2 separate regions of the Homo sapiens genome follow, and region 2 is linked to region 1. A link is a contact called in ENCODE Hi-C data. All regions are on one chromosome and are shown on one strand. Each heading gives the region's core, a stretch centred on a gene start or an enhancer-like site at or near the end of the contact. The rest is flanking DNA. Distances are from core to core; before and after follow the strand shown. Region 1 has its middle 13 kb from the start of LINC01260. Region 2 holds the start of RIMS4 (regulating synaptic membrane exocytosis 4).

The links. A loop is a pair of places that touch in the nucleus more often than their neighbours do. Pooled maps may share reads with other maps.
Region 2: a map of gastrocnemius medialis shows a loop between it and region 1 (24-fold over the local background). The contact joins the promoter of RIMS4 here to the enhancer-like site in region 1. A Hi-C loop is called at or near these places in 2 of 168 maps with a recorded cell type or tissue (Caco-2 and gastrocnemius medialis) and 10 of 50 pooled maps.

What each region holds. Positions count from the first base shown.
Region 1 is chr20:44,682,912-44,687,036 of GRCh38, reverse strand. No RefSeq gene overlaps it. Among named protein-coding and RNA genes, the nearest start is that of LINC01260, 13 kb to the right of the region's middle. RefSeq lists silencers at 1,670-1,789, 3,391-3,450. Within about 2 kb of position 1,621, at least 5 of the 41 ENCODE cell types and tissues checked have a DNase peak (open chromatin) inside an H3K27ac peak, as active enhancers do.
Region 2 is chr20:44,808,666-44,812,646 of GRCh38, reverse strand. It overlaps RIMS4 (regulating synaptic membrane exocytosis 4), which reads left to right and starts at 2,101. Exons shown (of 6, transcript NM_182970.4): 1 at 2,101-2,472. The coding sequence starts at 2,376.

The sequences.
Region 1 (4,125 bases), core at 372-2,871:
TTACCACAATAAAAAGGTAAAAATATATAATATGATCCACAATGCAAGCCATGTATATTTCTAGCAGCCACATTCAAAAAAGAAAAAGAAATAGGTAAAAGTAATTTTAAAAATTACTTAACCCAGGCCAGGTACAGTGGCTCATGCTTGTAATCCCAGCATTTTGGGAGGCTGAGGTGGGCAGATCACTTGAGGTCAGGAGTTTGAGACCAGCCTGGCCAACATGGTGAAACCCCATCTCTACTAAACATACAAAACAAAATTAACTACGGGTGGTAGCAGGTGCCTGTAGTCCCAGCTGCTCAGGAGGCTGAGGCAGGAGAGTCACTTGAATCCGGGAGGCAGAGGTTGCAGTGAGCCAAGATCATGCCACTGCACTCCAGCCTGGGCGACATAGTGAGACTCCGTCTCAAAAAAATAAAAAACAAAAATAAAAATTACTTAATCCAATCTATCCAAAATATTATTGCGACACATCATCAATATTAGCAAGTTATTAAGGAGTCATTTTGCATTTTTGTTAGTATACAAAATCCCATATATATTTCACACTTGCAGCACATCTCAATTTGACCAGCCATATTTCTTTCTTTTTTCTGAGACTGTCTCGCTCTGCTGCTCAGGCCGGAGTGCAGTAGCACGATCTTGGCTCACTGCAGCCTCCGCCCCTGGGTTCAAGCAATTGTTGTGCCTCAGCCTCCCAAGTAGCTGGAACTACAGGTACGTGCCACCACGCCTGGCTGATTTTTGTATTTTTAGTAGAGACAGGGTTTTGCCATGTCAGCCAGGCTTGGATCAGCCATATTTCAAGGACTCAGCAGCCACATGTGGTGGGTGGCTCCACATCAGATCATGCAGGTCTAGTTCAAGTCTTTTGATGAATGTATCATGCATACCTGTTAGATATGTGCATTTTTAATTTTGATAGATGTTACCAGATTAGCTTCTATAGGTGTTAAACCAAGTTTTCTTTTCTGGTTTTTTTTTTTTTTTTTTTTTGGTTTGTTTGGAGATGGAGTCTCACTCTGTTGCCCAGGATGGAGTGCAATGGCGAGATCTCAGCTCACTGCAAGCTCCGCCTCCTGGGTTCAAGTGATTCTCCTGCCTCAGCCTCCCGAGTAGCTGGGACTACTGGCGTGTGCCACCACACCCAGCTAATGTTTGTATTTTTAGTAGAGACAGGGTTTCGCCATATTGGCCAGGCTGGTCTTGAACTCCCGACCTCAGGTGATCCGCCCTCCTCGGCCTCCCAAAGTGCTGGGATTACAGGTGTGAGCTATCGCACCTGGCCAAAACCAAGTTTTAATCCCACCAACAATGTAAGAAGGAGTGTGTCTCCATATCCCCACCTGCATAAGTTTGCCAGTTTGATAGCAAAACAGTGCCTGCTCAGGTGGTGTGGGTTTAACACGTTTCTCTTCCTAGGAGTGAAAATGAGAATCTTTTTATATGTTAAAATGCCGCTGCGCTTTCCTTTCTGTGAACCATTGGCTCACCAATTTGAGGGCTATTTTATACTTCTCTCACCCCTCTCCCCGTTCTCCAGGCCCCACCAGAGTTGGGACTAAATGAGGGCTCAAAGCCAGATATTTCAGAATCGTGCTGTTGTCTTGCTGGCAAATTCTGTCTGAGTTCTGGGAAGCAGGGCTTATCCTTGAGGGCACACCGCCCCCTGCTGGCCAAGATGGGTTTTTCCTCCCCAGCTTAGACCAGGAGAGGAGGCAGGACGGCTGGCGACTGAGGGGGGCTGCCTCTGGAGTCTGGGTTTGATCTCACGTATACCATTGACTCCTATGTGACCTCAGGTAAGCAACTTCACCTCTCTGGGCTTTCTACTTCCTCACCTATAAAATCGAAATAATAGCCATTCTTCTCACTCTCGGCGTTGTTGGAGGAATAATCCGGTGATCGGGCTTGAAGGTGCTTCACAGAGTGTGGCAAAAAACAAGTGCTAACTAAACAGTGGCTGGGATTCTTGACATTCAGAAAGACCCAGTGGAGAGAGAGAAAGGATGACGGGAGCTTAGCAAAAGAAGCAGCTGGTGCAGCTGGAATTTCATAGGTCCACTTCTGCCTAGCCAACTTCTAAACCTGTTTTCTCTTGGCTCCCTTACTTTCCAGCCAGAGGCTCAGTCATACTGCAATGCTGAGAACTCCCTGCCTAAGCCAGACAGGGCCTTGACCTTTCCCCCACGTTGGGCTGGGCACACTAGAGTGCTGAGCAAATCCACACTCAGCACCTCCCCTCCCCCCCCCACACACACACATACACAAAGCCACACATGCAAAGCATTTGGATATCTTCTTCCAGGGAGCTTATAGACACCCCAGCAGAGGCTTCTGTGATCACACTGGCTGAGCACCAGCTCTCTGTGTGGTGCTGGATGAGGGGAGTTTTATCTGAGCCACTCTGGCCCCCCGCTGTAGGGCCCTGTCCTCTTATTTGACATTCAACTCTTGCCTAATTGACAATTACACTCATATCCTTCCTCTGCTCTGCAACCTTCCATGGCTCCCCAGTGCCTACCACCTAAGGCCAGATTCCTCACCCTGGCATTCAAGGCCACTCATGGCCTTGGATGGTCTGTGTGTGGAGGGGCCCACTAGGCTACATGAGGAACGCTCTCTCAAATCCTGCCCTTCCTTCAAGATTGAACTAAATGCCACTTCCTTCCTTCCTTCATTTCTCTACCCATTCATTCAACATGATTTATTAAACACAAAATGGATTTATTAGCACATATTTATTACCTACTATGTGAAGACATTATTCTAGGCAGTGGAGAGAGATAGTGGTCTCAGCCAATTGCAACTGAAATGTGTTAGTTTTGCAAATGTGAAACATATGCCCATGCGAATGCGTTGGAAAGTTCCTCCATGGCCCTGGGAGAGGACATGCAAGTCAGGAGCCCTGATGCGTCACCAGCCTCACAGTAAATTCACCTCTGTGCCCAAGAATGCAGGGCTGTCTCCTGGTCCAGGATCATGGTCTCTTCCTCCTCTGATCTCCAAGGACTTGCACTCTCGGCTCTGCCACTGACCAGCTTTGTGACTTTGGGAAGTCATTTTTCTAAGTCTCAGATTATGTATGTAAATGGGTATATAGGAAGTGATTCCTACCTTGAGAGAGGAATTAAATGTTAATTAAATTGCTTAAAGGGGTTAGGTTACATTAGATTAGGTGTAAAAACGTCTGCACGTGGTAAGTGCTCATTGAGCGGCAGCCATTATTATTACTATTAGCCGCAGCTGACTTGGGCAACACCTGCTACCTGCTTCCAGATGGATCCAGAGGTTTGCTTTCTTTGCCCACTGGAGGGCAGCAGAAAGCAGAAACCTGCCTTCCAGAGCTTTGCACCCCGGCTAACACCTAACACTGGCCTCTCAAGAGGCAGGAGGAAGGGTAAGGGGTTTCTGGGCTCAAAAGTGAGGCTGGCCAGTGAATTTTCTGTGTCTCTAGGACTGGATGCTAGTGGCTGGGGTAGGTTCCCTAAACAGCTCCAATCAATGCAAAGGCAGCCAAGTCATCCAGCCCACAGCCCCAGTGTCCGTCCCTGGATGCATCCCACAGTCCTGGACAGGATGGGCAGGAGTTCTGGCCTCTGGAGCTGCTCTTCGCATTTCTGTCTGTGTGACCTTGGGCAAGTGCCTTGACCTCTCTGTGCCTCCATTTCTTTTTCCGTAAAATGGAAATATTGCTGTTTCCCCCAAAAGGAAAAGCTTCCATATATGCAGAGGGATGGCCATGCTTGCGTTGCTTTGCATCAGGTAAATCTGTTACATTGTAATTAGCTTTTTTCTTCTGATCACAAATGCAATGCATTAATTGGTTTGAATATTTTGAGTGCCCTACAGCAGGTCAACCCCTGCATGAGCTGATGAAATTGGCAAAAATGAAGCTAGTCATTGTGTTGGGGTGGTGGGATTCTGGATGACAGAGTTCCCCCCTCAGCAACCGCCACCCCATTCTCCCAACTTTCTATGTTATTGCATCGCCTTTACAATGGTAGAAAAGAGAGACCAGGAGGAACGTAACTGAGCACTTACTATGTGTGAGATGTTTCCATTTATCCTTTCCCTAATTCTGCAGGCTCTACACGGCAAGCCCATGTCTGTGTTGCTTGC
Region 2 (3,981 bases), core at 852-3,351, 130 kb before region 1:
GGGGATGATTATACCAGCACTCTTAACCATGACACCAGGCTGCCTCAAAGTCTAGATCTGGTCCCTGGGAAGGGGCTAGGGCTCAGGAGCACCTGCCGAAGGCCAGCACTGTGCTAGGTGTTTTGCACACTGTGATGGGCAGATGTGTCAGAATAACTCCAGTGATCCTTGCCCTTATGTAATACCTTGTGTGATCCCGCCCTTGTGTGAGCATGGGTGGAAACTGCGACCCTGATCAGGAATCGCTACCGTGATTATATTACATTATATGTCAAAGGGACATCATGCGAGTGGACCTGATCTAATCACACGAGACCTTTAAAAGCAGAATCTCTCAGGCCAGTAAGCAGAAGCCAAGGTAGAAAGATTCTACTGAAGGATGAGAAGGGCTTGACATCCTGAAACTGGCCTTGAAGGTGGAAGGGGCCAGGTGAAAGGACCAGAAAGCCACTTCTAGGAGCTGAGGTTGACTTCTGGCTGACAGCCAGCAAGGAAACAGGAACCTCAGTCCTGCAACCACAAGGAACTGAATCCTGCCAACAACCTGAATGATCTTGGAAGCGGATTCTTCTCCAGAGCCTGCAGAGAAGAGCCCAGTCTGGCCAATACTTTGTGAGGCCCTAAGCAGAGAACCCAGCTCAGGCTGCCCAGACTTCTGACCTACAGGATTGTAAATCACTAGATTGGTGTTTTTAAGCTGCTTCATTTGTTATGCAGCAATAGAAAACAAACACCTGTGTTATCTTACAGGCAGTTCACAACCATCCAAAATGGAAGGCTCCTGTCCCCATTGTACAGATGAGGAACAGGACCCATGGGATAAAGAGTTTTGCCATAGGCCACCCAGAAAGACAGCACCACAGCTGAGATTCAAACTCTGGGCTGTCTCTTTCTGAGGCCTGAACTGTTTCCATGTCGCCAGATGGCTTCATAAAGAGGTGTGCGAGCAGCTGAGAAGGTTGTTTGACATCTGGGGCCTGATTAGGTGGGCAGGGACCCTCACGTCCCAGGTCACATGCAGGGAATGGAACACGGGTTTCCGATTCGCTCGTCTCTGTCCTGGGGCTGTGAGTGTCTGAGCCCGTGTGTGTCTGAGGACTGCGGGTCGCCGAGGGTGATAATGGGAGAGTCTGTGAGTGTGAGCCTGCCAAGTGTGTCTCAGTGTACCTGAGTCTGAGGGTGTCAGTCAATCCGTCGGGATGCACCCACACTGGGAGGGATGGAGTCTGTGTGGCTGTGTCTTGGCGTGTGTGTGCTACTCTAGTGTGTCTGAGGGTGAAGGTGTGTGCATCTGGCCGTGTCAGTCAGAGTGTTTGACAGTGCTGAGATGATCACAGGGGGAGGCGACACAGAGTGTGTGCTGGGTCTGGGCTTGTGTGTTCATCTGAGTGTATGAATGTGTGTATGAATTCTGGGGTGTCTTTGGTAAGTGTGAATGCATGAGACTGTGTATGCCTACCTGAACTTCGTGGGGTTTTGTGGCATCTGAGAGTCTCCCCGTGAGGGAGGCCGGGCACCAGGGATGTCCTGCCTACCTCCCTGAGTGTGTTTGCAGGTCTCTGCGTGAGTCTGCGTGTGTCCGTGGACGTGTCTGTCCCCGCATCTGTGAGGGGGTGGGTCTGTGGGTGTATCTGTCCGGGTGTCTGCGGGGCATGTTGCAGAGTGAATGTGTAGGTGTGGGTGCCTGTTTGAGCTTCTCTGTGGGTGCAGGTGTGAAGCCGAGGGTCTCTGTGTGGGAGGCCGAGTGCCGACCCGCCTGGGCGGGACCCTTTGAGCGCATCCCCTCCGAGCGCGCCAGTGTCTCTGGGAGAGGCCTGTCTGGGTGAGGGACTGGACGCCGGCCTCTCCGCAAGTCGGCCGGCTGAGGGTGGGGGCCGAGGCGGGGTCGGGAACAGCCCTCGGACCAGGGCCCAGACAACCTCGCCCGGCGCCTGCCTCCCCGCGCGCACCTGCCGGGCCCGGGGGCTGCTAGAAGAGGCCGCAGCCCGCGCCCTCCGGGCTCCCACGCCCCGCAGCGGCGCCCCCTCCCCCGGCGGCACGGATTGGCTGCGGCGCCGCTCCAAGCCCGCCTCGCGCTGCCGGCGGGGGGCGCCGCGGACCAGAGCGCGCTGCGCCGCCACCGCCGCCGCCACCGCCGCCGCCGCCGCCGCCGCCAGCAGCACAGCGCGCCTCGGGCTCCGCGCGCCGCCAGCTCCTGGCCCGCCCGCCGGCCCCGCCGCGCCCGCCAGCCCCGCAGCGGAGCCTCGGCCCGGCCCCGGGCCGCCGCCACCACGCCGCGCGCCGTACTCCGCGTCAAGAATGGGGCGGCCAAGCTGCCCAAGCCGCCCGCCGCCGCCGCCGCCGCCGCGGCCGAGGCGCCCGGCGCCGGCGCGGGCATGGAGCGCTCGCAGAGCCGCCTCAGTCTGTCCGCCTCCTTCGAGGCGCTCGCCATCTACTTCCCGTGCATGAACTCCTTCGACGACGAGGACGCAGGTAAGCGCGCGGCCCGCCCCCCAGACCCCCGGGGTGTCCCGGGATCCAGGTCCGGTAGCCCCCTCCCCGACCCGTGCGCCCTCCTCCCCACCCCCAATCCCCTGGGAAGGCGCCCCCAGGGTCTCCTTCCGCACCCACGGGACCCCAGGGTCTCCAGGATGCGCTACCTTCTGGCCTTCTCCCCCAGGGACCCCGAGATTGTCTGCATTCACCTTTCCCGCAGGTGGGCCCTTTGGGTCGCCAGGACCCATCTCCCTCCTCACCCGCGCCTATTGGAGGCCCCTTGCCTCGTCCCTGGAGCCGACCTGCCACCCTCCCTGAGTCTCCTGAATGTGCCCACTCTTCAAGCCCTGGGCTTTGGCCGTCCCACCCCTGGGGCTCCGACGCGCCCCCCGCCATTGGAGGTGGCGCGCAGACCTTACCTCTCCATCTTTGTCTTGGCCACATCCAGAGGATCCCTGCCCAAGACCCCTGCCCGGCGCCCCAGGCCTTGAGCGCCCCCATTTATCTCTCCTCTCCTTCCCTCATGGGCTGGGGCTCCAGACTCCTGCTTCTTATACGCCTGGGGCAGACGGAGGGGAACCGGCCAGGTGACGGCCTTTCCTCCCCTCTCTTCCCGGAGAGAGGTGTAGGGCGGCGCCAACTCTACACTTGTCCGCCCGCTGGTGTGTGCCCCTGACCTCAGGTGCTCTTGTCCCTGGAGTCGCCTTTCTTGGTGGGCTGAAGCCGGCCACCAGCCAGCGGCTTGAACCTCCTCCTCCCAGGCCTGCGCACAACCTCAGCCAGAGCGAGGGGTGGGGAGCTGTAGGGAAACCTACTCTTTAGGGCCCTGGGACCCGGCAGAAGGAACATGAGAGCTCCGGATTTGGTTCTGGGGTGAGGAAGGGAATCCACCAACAGGTGGGGTAGCTAGAGGGCTTGGGTGAGAGTTCCCCAAAGAATGCCAGATTGGGAATCGGAATCAGGTTCCAGTCTTCATTCTCTACTTCTTAGCTGTGACCTTGGGCAAGTCATGCCACCTCTGAGCCTGGATTTCCTCATCTCTGAAATGGGGATCATCGTATCGATGCAAAGCTCTGTATGGTGTGAGGGTGGAGTTCAGTGTTTTATAAGGTGAAAATCCGAGAGTCTTTGAATTCAATGGGGGAACAAAACAGAGGAGTGTATGTGCTGGAGGAGTGTATGTGCTTGAGGAGCAAAATGGTTTCATGGGCACTTTCAAGTCTCTGAGGAAAACATGGACTATCTCTCCCGAAGTGCATATATGCACCATCCACAAAATGTAGCCTACGGTTTTAGGAAGTTCCTGGGCCCAGGTTTAGACTTAGTCTTTGGGGACCCTTGTCTGATCAACCTGGCCACCAAGGTTCCATCATGGGATGAAGTGGTGGGCATGTCTTCCTGCCCTTTCTCCAGAAGAATTTGTTGACTGGTGAATGAATGGGGATAGGTGAGGCAGATCCCCAATAGACCTGTCTTTCTATTGACCTGGAGGTGGGGATGGGGGTA